Linked DNA regions of Homo sapiens: region 2 is linked to region 1. A link is an interaction called in ENCODE POLR2A ChIA-PET data of the cell type or tissue named here. Cell type or tissue: PC-9. All regions are shown on one strand. Each heading gives the region's core, and the rest is flanking DNA. Links, peaks and the distances in the headings are about the cores only.

Region 1 (7,850 bases), core at 1,907-6,906:
ACTGCAGAATTTTATAGTGAGATTTTCAAGAGAGGTGCAGAAGCAGGTGTGGCATGTGAATGGCAGAGTAATTAAGGGAATTTAGAAAGTTTTACTGAGTATGATGTATTTGCCTTCTCACATATAAAAATATAAGTAAAGGAGTAGAGGTATTTTAAAATTACTTTTGTTGGCAGAGTTCTTTTGACTTAGATACTCTCTCAGACTGAGCTGTTTGGGTCATGATTTTATAAACAGAATACATACACACATATACATATATATGTAGGCATATATGTATATTTTATATATATGTAAACACACACACATATATGCAGGCATAAATATATATATGCACACATATATAAGGTTTTTAAAAATGACATTACAATATTTTGAAACCTTTTTAATTCAACAATATTGTAAGTAAGTATCTCCATCAATAAATAAATGTATAGAGAATAAGGATTTCATAGCATTCTAATAAATGGAGTTTTTAGGCTACCATATATTTAATAGTCCACTATTTTAGGTGTTTTCCTAATATCTTACTATATGAACAAAGCTGGAGTAAGTATCCTTGTGTTTAGAACTTTGCATATATGGCTGGACACAGTGGCTCATGCCTGTAATCCCAGCACTTTGGGAGGCCAAGGCGGGCGGATCATTTGAGGTCAGGAGTTCGAGACCAGCCTGGGCAACATGGTGAAATGCCGCCTCTACTAAAAATAGAAAAATTAGCCAGGCGAGGTAGCGCGCGCCTGTGATCCCAGCTACTCCAGAGGCTGAGGCAGGAGAATCGCTTGAGCCCGGGAGGCGGAGGTTGCAGTGAACCAAGATCACACCACTGCACTCCAGCATGGGTGACAGAGCGAGACTCCATCTCAAAAATAATAATAATAATAAAAGAACTTTGCATATAATCATGAGTTTATCCTTAGGTTAAATTTCTAGAAGGAGAATTACCAGGTGAGAGGATATACACGTAATTATAGTTTTGGAGAGTTATGGTATATCAGAACTCAGTAGCAAAGGCCACAGTATTTAGAAGAGATTTAAGCCATTCCTCTTCCACACATGGGCCCCTGGTCTTGCGCTTCATGGTGGCCATTGGATAGAGGAAGCACCTGGAATTCTTTTAATGTTGTTTTAAAATGAGTGAACCAGTCCAATACATCTACAATAGTGCACACAGTGGCTAAGTACCCACGACTTCATCCTCTCTTTGAAACACCATGAGAACAAACTTGAAGAAAATTGTAGCCCTGCTGGGAACCCCAAGTATCTTCTTCCTAAAAAATATTCCAAAACAATTTAGTCCTGGGGCACATTCTGTAGCTTTAAGTCTTATTCAAAATTAAAACTACTATCTTATCAGACAACTAATGGAAAGACAAGCTACCAACCACAAGAAAATATTAGGATTTGTATCCACAATATATAAATAGTTCCTACAAATGAATAACAAAAAGACAAGCAACTCAATTTAGAAATTGGGCAAAAGGCTTGAAAAGATACCTCAATGAAAGAAGACACAAAAATGTCCAATAAACACGTGGAAAGATGATCAACATCATTAGGAATAAGGAAATTATATCATTTCATATTCAGTGGAATGGCTAAAATGAGAAAGATTAATAACAACAAATGTTGGTGAGGTTTAAGACTAGAATTAGAACTGTTATACTGCTAGTGGGAGAGGCAACAGTGCAAAAACTTTGTAAATTTGACTACAATTTCTTAAACATATACCTACCCTATGACCCAGAAATTCCACTCCTACATATTTATCCAAAATAAATGAAAACACTTGTTAAGAAAACACATGAAAATGTTTATGGCAGTTTTTTTTTTCATACTAGCTTCACACTGGAAGCAATCCAAATGTCCAACAATAGGATAATGGATAAACAAATAGTATTATATTTATAAAATGGAATAGTACCCAGTATAAAAGAGAATAAAATACTCATAGATGAGTATTTTATTTATTTATTTATTTATTTATTTTTTTTTTTTTTATTTATTTTAGAGAATAAAATAACATAGATGAATCTTGAGTGAAAGAAGTCAGACACAAAAGAGTACATACTGAATAAATCCATTTATATGAAGTTCAAGAACAGGCAAAACTATAGTGGTTTATATCAGACAAGTGGTTGCCTATGGGTGAGCTGAATATTGACTGAAAAAAAAAGTGAGGGAGTTTTCTGGGAGTGATGAAAACGTTTGGTATTTTCATTGGTCTGGTGGTTATAAGGGTGTACACTTTTGTCAAAGCTCATCACATTGTGTACTAACAACCTGTACATTTTTACCATATGTCAATTTTCCCATACTAAAAGAAACAAAACAGATTGACATAGCTAGCTTGATGGGGATGGTCAGGGAAAGCTTCTCTGAGGAGATGCCATGTTTTCAGACCTGAAGGAGGAGAAGAGGTTGCCCATGTGATGGTTGTAGGAAAGCCCAGAGGTGAGAGAGAGTTGGTAGTGCTTGAGAAAAAGAAAGGACTGTTACAGAATGAACTGTGTCCCCCACAAAATTTTTATGTTGAAGTCCTAACTCCTAGCATCTCAGAATGTGACTGTATTTGGAGATGGCGCCTTCACACAGGTAATTAAGTTAAATGAGGTCATTAGAGTGGACCCTTGGGTCCAAAGGACTGATCCTTCTAAGAAGAGGAAATTTGGACACAGCATGTACAAAGGGAAGCCGATATGAAGGCTCAGGGAAGAGATGGCCTTTCATAAACTCAGGAAAGATACCTGGAACGCATCCTTCCCTCATGGCCCTCAGAAGAAACCAATCCTACCAACACTTTGATCTAGAACTTGTAACCTCCAGAACTGTGAGAAAATAAATGTCTGTTGTTTAAGCCATACCACCCAGTCTGTGCCCTAGCAAACTAATATACAGACCTTGTAGCTGAAGCCCTAATTGTCAGGACATGGGGCTGGAGAGGAAGGCAGGGTCCAGATCATGCAGGGTCTTAAAGGCCATGGTAAGAAGGCTGGACTGTTGTCAAAGGGCAATGGGAAACTACTGAAGAATTTTAAGCAGGGAAGAAATGTGATTGGAATTTATGGGAGGCCGGTTAGGAAGCACTTGCTTGCGGCTCTGGCCGTAACCTAGGCCAGAAGAGATGACAGGGGCCTGGATTAGGGTGGTCATGGACAGACAAGGGGTAGGTGAGTTCAAGATGTATTTTGGAAGAGAACTGGCAGAGCTGCTGACAGATTAGATGTGAGAGTGAAGGAAAGCCAAGAGTTGAAGCCAAGACTCTTTACCAACAAGAGGAACTGTGCTACATGGGTCTCCTTAATGGTCTCTGAGCTCCCCAAGCATGTCTGGGCCCTTCCACTTGCTGAATTTTCTGCCTGGAAAGCTCTTCCCCTGGGGCAAGCATTTTAGGTCTGCTCAAAAGTCACCTCCCTGGAGAGCCCTGCCCTGCCCAAGCTATTCAGAGAAGCTCCTGGTACTCTCCACTGCCTTCCTTGAGTTATGTTCCTCCATAGCCTTCCCGACACTGTGCTGTACATGTATGTGTGTGGGTGTTTGTTGCCAGTTTTCCCTAGTGTAATAAATTAGTCTCCCTTATCCTCAGGGAAAATGTTCCAAGACCCCCACTGGATGCCTGAAATCGTGGAGAGTAATGAATCCTAGATACATGATGTTTTTTCTCATACAAACCTATAATAAAGTTTAATTTATAAATTAGGCACAGTGAGAAATTAACAACAATAGCTAATAATAAAAGAACAATTATAACAATATACTGTTCACAATTTCATGGGTAGAAGATTCGTTCTTGGCTGGGCGTGGTGGTTCACGCCCGTAATCCCAGAACTTTGGGAGGTCGAGGCTGGTGGATCACTTGAGGTCAGGAGTTCAACACCAGCCTGGCCAACATGGTGAAACCCCATCTCTATTAAAAAGGCAAAAATTAGCTGGGCGTGGTAGTACATGCCTGTAATCCCAGCTACTTGGGAGGCTGAACCCAGGAGGTGGAAGTTGCAGTGAGCCGTGATTACGCAAATGCAATCCAGCCTGGGTGACACAGCGAGACTCTGTCTCAAAAAAAAAAAAAAAAAGAAGATTCATTGTTACCAGAGATTGTAGCAACCTCAGGATACAATTTTTTTTCTTTCCTTACTAAGTCAGCAACTTTCACCTATTAAAGGAAGCACTAGAGGGCTTTTCTTTGTCATAACCAAATTGCGTTACCACTCTCACCCTTTGGAGCCACCATTAAGTAAAATAAGGGTTACCTGAACACAAGCACTGGCATGCTGCGACAGTGGTTGTCTGAATAACCACTGTGTGACTAAGTGACTGACAGCTGGGTAGCATAGACATTATCCTTGTTGACCAGGATAAGCTGGACAAAGGCAAGATTCATGTCCTGGGTGGGATGGAGTGGGATGGCGTCAGACTTCATTACACTACTCAGAATGGCACACAATTTAAAACGTATAAATTATCTTTGGAATTTCCCATTTAATATTTTCAGATCATAGTTGACCGTAAGTAGCTGAAACCATGGATAAGTGGTGACTACTGGATAAGCCCCATGAGGGCAGGGATATTGTCATATTTTCTGCCGTATCCCAGAATGGCATGTGGTAGAACATTAATAAATACTCACTGAATAAATGAGTGTTAAAAGTCTGGAGAATTCCTACTCAAAAGTCTTCAACAGTAAAAGACATTTCCATTTGTCTAAAATGAATGAAACAGTTTTGTCTAAAATGAATGAAACAGTTTTATCTAGAATGGGCTTAACGAAGAGGGATAAAGGGCTCTTGAGGCCACTTATTCTAGAATTTCTTGAGTTAGGCGCCCCGAAGTGAACAGGGGTTTTACAAGCCCACACTTTCCAGGACACACAAGTGGGTGTAACATCACTTTACCTCACCTTGTTACTTCATTTCTGGAGCATAGGAATTTGAAGCCTCTCTCCAAACCCTGCCCCAAAGCCCAGATTTTCAGCTCAGTGTCAATCGCAGCTCCATCCTGCACGAACAGATTCTGAACAAATTATGCAACTTCGTGGCAAGGGCCCAGAGACCGAGTGGGGGTTTCAGCAAGATAAATTCCTGGGCCATCTGGCCATGATGAAATTTATCTGGCTCCATGTCCATTTTTATTTTCCACCAATCGGAGTCTTTTGGGCCACACAAAACAGTGCCACTTCTCTCCATTTAATGCCTCCTCTGCCCACTGCAAGTGCTGCCTGTTACTGAGGAAGGAGAGACATATTTAGAAAGTTGCTTCTGGAAACCACATTTCAGGAAGTTCTCACTTCACCAGGTGGGAAGAAGACCATGATGGTACAGGAGCAGAGAGACCTTTGGCAGCAGTTTCCCATAAGCCTGCATCCTGGAAGCTTCTCTAATAATAAAGTGAGATTGGTTCCCCTCAGAACAGGCAGTGGGGTTCAAAATAATGGCTTGGTCACTTTTCTGCAAAGGCGTGCAAATGGAATTAAAAAAAATTTTTTCAGCAAAATTTCAAATTTCATTCTGATGGCCCTTCCAAAGGATGATCTACGATCACTCCAGGGCTATGAGGATGTGAGGACAGCATGCTGTTTCTGTGTTTCAGTTCAGTAGAAAAGACATATAAAGGGTCTCTCATAGACTTCTAAGGAAATAGGGACATCCTCTTTCAGAGAGGACCTTTCAGAGAGTGACTCATAATCAGAGTCTCCACTGAGACTATGAAGATGGGACAGACAAGGATAAAAGAAGGTGCTCCAATGCTCTCAGCATTACTCACTGCCCCTAAAGCAAAACATCTTCCCCGTGTAACAGAAGTCTTAGGTGCCAGCTCAACTTCCCGTCTTTCTCCCCCCATAACTTGTTGCTCTCTAAGGAGCAGGGGAAATTCAATTACTGAGCAGCCCACAAGATCCATTTGCCTTGAGTTGCAACCACTGTCCCACCCTGTGTTTGCAAAAACATTACCTTAAAGGTCATCTCTGGAAGTGTGGCCTTGTACTACGGCCCATCTCTTGTCCAGTCATGCTGGAGAAAGGCACCCTTGGAGGAATGCAGTCCTCTCTTTGGTGTGTGACACAATTCAGAGCAGTAAGCGCAGGCCGGGCGTGGTGGTTCAAACCTGTAATCCCAGCACTTTGGGAGGCCGAGGTGGGTGGATCACTTGAGGTCAGGAGTTCCAGATAAGCCTGCCCAACCTGGTGAAACCCTGCCTCTCTTAAAAATACAAAAATTAGCTGGGCATGGTGGTGCATGCTTGTAATCCCAGCTACTCAGGAGGCTAAGGCAGGAGAATTGCTTGAACCCGGGAGGCAGAAGTTGCAGTGAGCTGAGATCATGCCACTGCACTCCAGCCTGGGCGACAGAATGAGACTCTGTCTCAAAACAACAACAACAACAACAAAAACAGAGTAGTAACTGCTAGAAAAGAAACAGGAAAAGGGGAGTATCGCCCTCTCCCTCCTGGGGAGTTATAATAGCTAATGTTCACCGCCTGTTTTCTACATGCTTTGTCTGCATTAGCTCATTTAATTTCCACAACATCCTCATAAAGTAGGTACCACTGGTATCCCCATTTTACAGATGAGAACACTAAAGCGCAGATAGGAAGGTAACTGGCCTAACTTCACGTAGCTTGTAAGTAGCCTAGCTCCAGAGGCTATGAGCACAGCCCCTACACTGTACTACCTGTGAACTTCAAGAACAATATATAAACCACAGTCATAATTAAAAACACCTCTTCAAAAGGAATCCACCCGAAAGTAAACATATCAGAATGGCTTTCTCTCTTGGAAAGCTAATTCGCGTTTTGCTTTCTAGGTGAGTCATCACCTGCTTTTTTTCATCTTAGCTGAGCTGGCACTGCAGGGAGCGAGGACACTGGGAGGATCTCTCCCGTGAGTTAGCACTATTCCATCACAAACAGGCTCTCCCCGCCATCCACTCAAGTCTGCCCTTTCACCTCTTCAGCTCTTGAAAAAACCAGACGGATGCACAAAATCCCTCTGTCACTCTATCTGTGTCTAAAACATGAACCTCTGACTGTAGCCTGGACTTCCCGAGCTCACAGTGAATAGCAGTCGTTACACAACACCACGCTGATCTTTCCCTTCAGAATGGGCCAACCAAAGATGACAAGAGGGCTGGGCGCAGTGACTCACACCTGTAAAAATCCCAGGACTTTGGGAGAAAGAGGCGGGCAGATCACCTGAGGTCAGGAGTTCAAGACCAGCCTGGCCAACATGGTGAAACCCTGTCTCTACTAAAAATACAAAAAAAAAAAAAAAAAAAAAAAAAAAAAAAGCTGGGCATGGTGGTGGGCACCTGTCATCCCAGTTACTTGGGAGGCTGAGACAGGAGAATCGCCTGAACCCAGGAGGTGGAGGTTGCAGTGAGCTGAGACCACACCATTGCACTCCAGCCTGGGCAACAAGAATGAAACTCTGTCTCAAAAACAAACAACAACGACAAAAAACACAAAGATGACAACAGGCTGAAACTGGAGGGAAGAGTGACGTGGAGGAGACTGTTGGGTGTGTTCCTTAAAATGCCCAACACAGTGCTCATGTTTATAATCCCAGCACTCTGGGAGGCTGAGGTGGGAAAATTGCTCAAAGCCAGGAGTTCTAGGCCAGCCTCTATGGGCAACATAGGGAGACCCCATTTCTACAAAAATAAATAAATAAATAAATAAAAATTAAAAATTAACCAGGTATGGTAGTAGTAGTTCTAGCTACTTGGGAGGCTGAGGAGGGAGGCTCGCCTGAGCCAAGGAGGTTGGGGCTGCAGTGAGCTGTGATTATGTCACTGTACTCCAGCCTGGGCAACAGAGCAAGATCTGTCTCTCTAAATAAAAAAGTCCAACTACAA
Region 2 (7,850 bases), core at 1,456-6,455, 370 kb after region 1:
TTTTGCCATAAAATCATGAAAAGATATATCATTCACATTAACAAGAGGTTAAATTTCAGTATAGCAATCATTTTGAAGTTATTCAATTACTATAAAATTACAAAATATTCAGGGAAAAGAACCTAATTCCTTCAAGTCAGTTAAATGTTTTATCATATGCTTAAAATTAAAATACATGATAACTGGATATAACAATGTTTCCTCTTATTCTTTTTCTTATCACATTTTTTATTCTTTTTTTAATTAGAGACAGGGTTTCACCATGTTGCCCAGGCTGGTCTTGCACTCCTGTGCAAAAGTGATCCACCTACCTCAGCCTCCTAAAGTGCTGGGATTATAGGCATGAGCTACCACACCCAGACTCTAATCAACTATTATTATTTTAAATAGCAGCGTAATGTTCTATCCTATGTGCATATCATAATTTGCTGGACTGCTTTTTTTCCAATTTTTTTCACTGTTCATATAAAGTTGTAATAAGCAGTTTCATACAGTTGTTACACATTCTTTCTTTTTAATATCTTATTTTTACTGTAAGTTTTCATACATTCTCAATTTTCTTAGCCGGGCGTGGTGGCAGGCGCCTGTAATCCCAGCTACTTGGGAGGCTGAGGCAAGAGAATTGCTTGAACCCAGGAGGCGGAAGTTGCAGTGAGCCAAGATCGTGCCATTGCACTACAGCCTGGGTGACAGACTCCGTCTCAAAAAAACAATAAATAAATAAATAAATAAGGTTTCAAACATAAACAAAAGGCAGGCCAGGCATGGTGGCTCACGCCTGTAATCCCAGCACTTCAGGAGGATGAGGCAGGTGGATCACCTGAGGGTCAGGAGTTTGAGACCGGCCTGGCTAACATGGTGAAACCCCATTTCTACTGCAAATACAAAAAATTAGCCAGGCGTCATGGCATGTGCCTGTAATCCCAGCTACTCGGGAAGCTGAGGCAGAGGAATCACTTTCACCTGAGATTCAGAGGTTGCAGTGAGCCAAGGTCACGCCACTGTACTCCAGCTTGGGCAACGAAAGCGAAACTGTCTTAAAAAAATAATAAAAAACCATATACAGGTATACACACACACACACAGGGCAATAGAAATGAGGATGCTAGATAGGGAATCCAGGCAAAGGATTTAGAAATAAGGTAATTCTGAGGTACCTGTAAGGGAAAAATATGGAAATGAATAGGAGGTTCAAAATATGGGTTGAAAGCTAAGAACTGAGTAGGGGACACTGTAAACAATTATCTGAAGGAATACATAAACTATAAATAAAAAAAATACAGGGGAGCTTAGTAGGAGCAATCTCATTAAAGTGGCATAGACAGAACTATACTGCCAAAGGCTATGAAGTGAACAGAAATCCAAGTAGAGGCCAGAGAACACATTTAAGAAGTTTAGAAGAAACAGAAAAAGAAACAGAGGACCCTAGACTTGAAGAGGCACAATTAAAAGATGGTTGCTTAAGATCTCAGATACTTGGGCATGTTAAAAAGCTGAAGGAAAAAGAGTCAATGTTGTACACAATAAATATATATAATTTTACCTGTCAAAAAAAAAGCAGGAAAAAAAACAGAACTTTAAGTTTTTGGACAAGCTCCAGATGTTGAAAAACACAATTCTGGATGAAGCCCACATGGAAAATAGTGAGTAATCTTGGGGGAATGAAGAGATGTTTCTTTCCTTGAGAGAGGAGTGAAATCCCAAAGTGTGTACTGTTGGAATTAAGTCCAGAGGTAAAGGGTTGGAAATCTGGGAGAAGGTCATACCTACTGACCTTTATCAAGGAAAGCGACTCATCTGTTAGAAGTAAAAAAAGAGGCAGGAATAAAGGAGGGTTTTGAGAAGCTAAGTTTGTCGATGACATGTTCACAACTGCTTGGTCAGGTACCTGCCAAGCTATGCAATAAAGATGCTACACGTTGATTAAGGTATGTAAGTTGAGTATCATATGTCTGTATTTGACTCCTTTTATAATAGTAATATATTTGTTTTCCAACATCTATTATACACTTTAGGGAACATAAAAACAGGTAAGAGCATGGTCCCTAAACTTAAGGAACAGTTCAGATACGATTTCATATTTTTAAATGAAAGTATAACATTCCCAAAAATGTTATATATTAACTTCTAATAGGTTAGGAAGTTGAGGTATTTCATTTTCTTCCAATAGAATTAATGCAAAATCATTTCAAGCTAGATAGACCTTCAGATGTAAGATACTTTAAGGAGATTTCAGATTTTGAGATACTTTAAGGAGAAATTATAGAGTGGCCACTAGAAATAGTTTCAGAAATGCCACACTAGGCTTAGAGAAGGCAACTCATAAGGCAAACACTCCCGAAAATTTTCTGTTCAAGGCTACTGGCAATTAATCATGTCATCATACCAAACACCTTTTCATACAAGATTCTTTTTTTAATTTTTTTTTTTTTTTTTTTTTTTTTGGTGACGGAGTCTTACTCTGTTGTCCAAGGTGCAATGCAGTGGTGCAATTCTAGCTCACTGCAGCCTCTAACTCCTAGGTTCAAATGATCTTTCTGTCTCAGTCTCCCGAGTGGCTAGGACTACAGGTATGCACCACCTCACTCAGGTAATTGTATTTTTTATAGAGATGGAGTCTCACTATATACCCAGGCTGGTCTTGAACTCCTGGCTTCAAGCAATCCTCCCACTTCAGCCTCCTAAAGTGCTAGGATTACAGGCTTGAGCCACTACACCCGGCCCAGAATTCAATTTTAAATACACATGTATAAAATATCAAAATGTTGCCAAATTGTCAAATTTAATTAAGAATACTGTTTTTTGTTTGTTTGCTTATTTGTTTTTGAGATGGAGTTTCACTCATCTCCCAAGCTGGAGTGCAGTGGCACCATCTTGGCTCACTGTAACATCCGCCTCCTGGGTTCAAGCAATTCTCCTGCCTCAGGCTCCGGAGCAGCTGAGATTACAGGCGCCCACCACCACACCCGTCTGATTTTTGTATTTTTAGTAGAGATGGGGTTTCACCATGTTGGTCCGGCTGGTCTTGAACTCCTGAGCTCAGGTGGTCTGCCGGCCTCAGTCTCTCAAAATACTGGGATTAAAGGTTTGAGCCACCAAGCTTGGCCAAGAATACTGTATTATATACAATTATACTAGGAGCCAAACAATAAAATACTTGCCATTTTCACATCTCTGCTTTTAAGGACTCCAAGTTAAACACTTTTAAGTTACATAAATGAAATACAAAAATAATATTCCGGCCGGGTACGGTGGCTCATGCCTGTAATCCCAGCACTTTGGGAGGCCGAGGCGGGCGGATCACGAGGTCAGGAGATGGAGACCAGCCGGGCTAACACAGTGAAACCCCATCTCTACTAAAAATACAAAAAGATTTTAGCTGGGCGTGGTGGCGGGAGCCTAGTCCCAGCTACTCAGGAGGCCAAGGCGGGAGAAGGGCGTGAACCTGGGAGGCAGAGCTTGCAGTGAGCCGAGATCACGCCACTGCACTCCAGCCTGGGGGACAGAGCGAGACTCCGTCTCAAAAAAAAAAATAATAATAATAATAATATTCCTTTTGTGTAGTGGTTTCAAGTAAGTTACAGCTAGCAGGTTCAACATTCTTAAAAATACCTTGTAATGTGCGCCGGGCACAGTGGCTCACGCCTGTAATCCCAACACTTTGGGAGGCAAAGGTGGGCGGATCACCTGAGGTCAGGAGTTCCAAACCAGCCTGACCAACATGGTGAAACCCCGTCTCTACTAAAAATACAAAAATTAGCCGGGCGTGGTGGCAGTTGCCTGTAATCTCAAGGCTGAGGCAGGAGAATCGCTTGAACCCAGGAGGCAGAGGTTGCAGTGAGCCCAGATCGCGCCACTGCACTCTAGCCTGGGGGACAGAGCAAGACCCCGTCTCAAAAAAAAAAAACAAAAAGCTGGAAATGTTTTCGCCTTTTGTTTACTTTCCACAGGTTGGCATAGGAATGAGGTTTAAAGGGCTCTACATTCTAAATTTAGGAGAAAGGAAATATGGCTAGAAAGGGCAAGCCTAATAGAATTCCCTCAGGCAATGTGAAAACTGTACAGGTCCAGAAGAAAAAACCACGAGAAAACAAGAGAACTGTATTACTAGCCACATCTGAGAAATATGACCTTCTTTTATTTAAATTAACATACAGTTTATCTCTATAAGATACTTCAACTATAAAACTGATTAGCCTTAATGAAAACACTTGTCACAAGATAAAACTGGTAATATTTTTTTCCATCAGGACTTGGCAAAGTTTAAAAAAAAATGAATAAAGTTAAAAATTAGGGTTTTTTGGTTTTTTGTTTGTTTGTTTTTGAGATAAGGTCTCACTCTGTCTCCAAGGCTACAGTGCAGTGGCGCAATCATGGTTTACTTACTGCAGCATCGACCTCCCTGGGCTCAGGCAATCCTCCCACCTCAGCCTCTCCAATAGCTAGGACCACAAGCATGCACCACCATGCCTGAATAACTTTTGTATTTTCTTTGTTTTTCGGTAGGAAAAGGTTTCTGCATGTTGCACAAGCTGGTCTCAGACTCCTGGCCTCAAGGGATCCACCCACTTCAGCCTCCCAGAGTGCTGGGATTACAGAAGTGTTCATATTTTTCAATGACTTATTTTGATTTTACCCACTGCAAGAACAGCAGTGAATAACACACAACTTTAACATGAATGCTACTATTTTAATATCATTTATTTAAATATTTCATTTTAATAAAGTAAACAGCCTAGAAGTTTGAATGTGCTATTGTTAATCATTTTTCTTAAGCAGTGTTTTTCTAACTTAGGTGCACATATACAAATATAAAAGAAAATTTACAGTATTCAGCTAATTTCACTTATCATATACTTGCTCAAAGCTGGGACCACGTGTTAGTCTCTTCGTTCACTGCACAGTACCTTGCACTTAGTGGACGTTCAAATATATACTAGATAAAATAGGTTTGTTTTCTTTTTTTTTTTTTTTTTTGAGATGGAGTCTCACTCTGTCGCCCAGGCTCACTGCAAACTCCACCTCCCGGGTTCACGCCATTCTCCTGCCTCAGCCTCCCGAGTAGCTGGGACTACAGGTGCCCACCACCACACCCAGCTAATTTTTTTGTTTTTAGTAGAGTCTGGGTTTCACCATGTTAGCCAGGATGGTCTCGACCTCCTGACCTCATGACCCACCCGCCTCGGCCTCCCCAAGTACTGGGATTACAGGCGTGAGCCACCGTGCCCGGCCCATTTTGCTTTTTTTTTTTTTTTTTTTTTTTGAGACAAGGTCTCACTCCATCACTCAAGCTGGATTGCAGTGGTACGATCTTAGCTCACTGCAGCCTCGACCTCCTGGGCTCAAGTAATCTCGCACCTCAGCCTCCCCAGTAGCTGGGGCTACAGGTGCACACCACCATGCCCAGCTAGTTTTTGTATTTTTTGTAGAGATGGGGTTTCACCATGTTGCCCCGTCTGGTCTTGAACTCCTGTGCTCAAGCGATCCACACACCACAGCCTCCCAAAGTGCTGGGATTACAGGCATGAGCCACCGTGCCTGGCCAATAAGATAAATAGTTTTCATACAAATATTTTATCATTACCCGTCATAATAAAATTTCTATCTTTTTTGTGGCCACAGTCTGTGATCAGCTACAAAAAATATTTAAAGCACATTAAACAATGATTACAAATCCACTATTTTTGAACCCAATATTATTCTTACCTAACTTTAAAATACAAAACTACAACCAATATACTGCAGAGACATCTTACTGTCTCCATTGAAAATGTCTTATTAGAAGTTGGCCCAAAACATTCTTATTTGGCTTTGAGAATATAGCACAGCATCATAGCTATAGGTTATATAGCAGCATAACCTGTAATTTTCATTGTGATTTTATGTCACTACACCCTATTTAAACTCAATAGAAAGTGTAATAAATTACATACCTAGAGCCTTCAGAAGTATTAATTTAAGTCATTCTTTGGAAGAAATGTCTAGAAAGTCAGGTTCAGTTTTCAATGTTATCACTCTAATCTATCTCATTAACTATTTAAAACTGTAGCATTATATATCTAAAGTTGTATAGTTTACCAAACCTACCAGACTCTCTGTATTATTAAAGAGATAACATGTAATTGAAATATGCTTTTAAAAAGTTGAAACAGATTTTAAAATTGGCACTTTTAGGCCTTTATATGCCAATTTATAGGGTAGGAAATATTTAATAAGCAAAGTTATATCCTGCAAATGTTTTCAAGTTCACTATTTTGTTTTTAAAAACTCTAAAATATTTTGTATGCTTATAAATAATATACAACCAAGTAGGGGGAAGTTAAAGAATTTGAAATAAACATTTTTTGTTTTTAGCAAATCAAATACTTTCTAAAATTTCCACAGTAAAATAACTGTCTAGCCAAATACAGCCAAGTTTTTATTTTCTAGCATCCTTAAGACAATTTTCTTGGTAATCCATATTAAATCAAATATAATTTATAAAAGCTACAAAATGTTTAGGGTGAGGAGCTCGCCTCATACTCTATTGATTTCAATGCCTATCAAATCTAAACTGTTTTTTTTCCAACTAGATTAGAAATGGAAAAGTTTCTGATCTTGGAACTTGCCTGATCTTGGAGGCTAAGCAGGGTCAGACCTCATCAGTACTTGGATGGGAAAAGGTGTTCCAGCATAAACAATTACTCAAAATAAAAAGAAATTCTATCTCACCAGCCTTGGCAATCCTTTGCGTTCAACATGATCAAGAATTATATGAAAGAATAAGTCTTTCACAACTTAGAAGTACAGCTCAAATGAGCAAATACTACATTTTCCTTTATTATGCTTCTCTAAATATCCACTTTAAGTGTGACCTTTTTGTTTAAAAAAAAAAAAGACAAGGTTAGCAGCGAAGAAAATGCAAGGTAAAAGTGTACCTAGAAATCTAGTCTTTAAGAGATATTTATCTCAGAAGAAGGTGAAAAGGACTGTGTGACAGACATAGATATCAGAAGTCTGAGTTTTAATTCATACATGATGTATCTTAGTTTTATTTTTTAAGATCTCCAGAAACTAAAAGGATATATCCTATAACTCAAACTCATTTTAACAGCAATATTATGTTCTATAGTCTTCACACTTGCAGCTTCAGATTAGTCCTGGAACATAAGACTTTTTTTTGTTTTAATTGTAGAAAAAGCTTATCTTCCCCAAACTCCACCTTAAGGAAAAGTCTCTCAGATTGAAGAAACAAAAGACAGAAAGAGGAAGGGGTTGGGGGAGGGATTTTAAAAACTGAGGTCAAGGATGATAAACAGAGATGCTATTATTTCACAAGACTGATCACTTAGCAGGCTACTGACTTAATCTTTCCCTCAAGCTATTACAATTTTTCACTAAGTGAACTCTGGGCTCCAGCAACTTGGACATTTAAAATCATAGCAGCCAGGCGCGGTGGCTTACTGTAATCCCAGCACTTTGGGAGGCCAAGGTGGGCAGATCACTTGAGGCCAGGAGTTTGAGACCACCCTGGACAACATGGCAACATCCCATCTCTACTAAAAATACAAAAATTAGCCAGGTGTGGTGGCAGGCACCTGCAATCCCAGCTACTCAGGAGGCTGAGACATGAGAATCACTTGAACCCCGGAGGCGGAGGTTGTAGTGAGCCAAGATCGCACCACTGCACTCCAGCCTGGTGACAGAGCGAGGCCCTGTCTCAAAAATTAATTAATTAATTAAAGCAGATTTCAGTCTCTCAAATCCAATTAAACCAAGCTCTTCTCCCTTCTACTGTCCAGTCTCCCCTGCCTCACCACCCACTCTCCCACTCAGTCTCCTACAGAATGGGAAAGGTCTCATTATTTTAG

The links. Peaks named below come from ENCODE experiments on the same cell type or tissue, not always from the same donor. Only the 100,000 strongest peaks of a DNase experiment are listed, where the experiment ranks them.
Region 2: POLR2A ChIA-PET joins it to region 1 with 26 read pairs; 1 of 35 experiments calls an interaction of 5 or more read pairs at or near these places.

What each region holds. Positions count from the first base shown.
Region 1 is chr11:33,632,573-33,640,422 of GRCh38, reverse strand. The region is part of intron 16 of KIAA1549L (KIAA1549 like); the gene reads right to left. Among named protein-coding and RNA genes, the nearest start is that of C11orf91, 64 kb to the left of the region's middle. In PC-9, for the core only: no CTCF peak of the experiment used is centred there; DNase peaks (open chromatin) are centred at 4,112, 5,752, 5,992 and 6,892; H3K4me3 peaks cover 861 bases; H3K27ac peaks cover 4,113 bases.
Region 2 is chr11:33,263,186-33,271,035 of GRCh38, reverse strand. All of the region lies in intron 1 of HIPK3 (homeodomain interacting protein kinase 3), which reads right to left. Among named protein-coding and RNA genes, the nearest start is that of HIPK3, 9.7 kb to the right of the region's middle. In PC-9, for the core only: no CTCF peak of the experiment used is centred there; a DNase peak (open chromatin) is centred at 4,395; H3K27ac peaks cover 1,315 bases.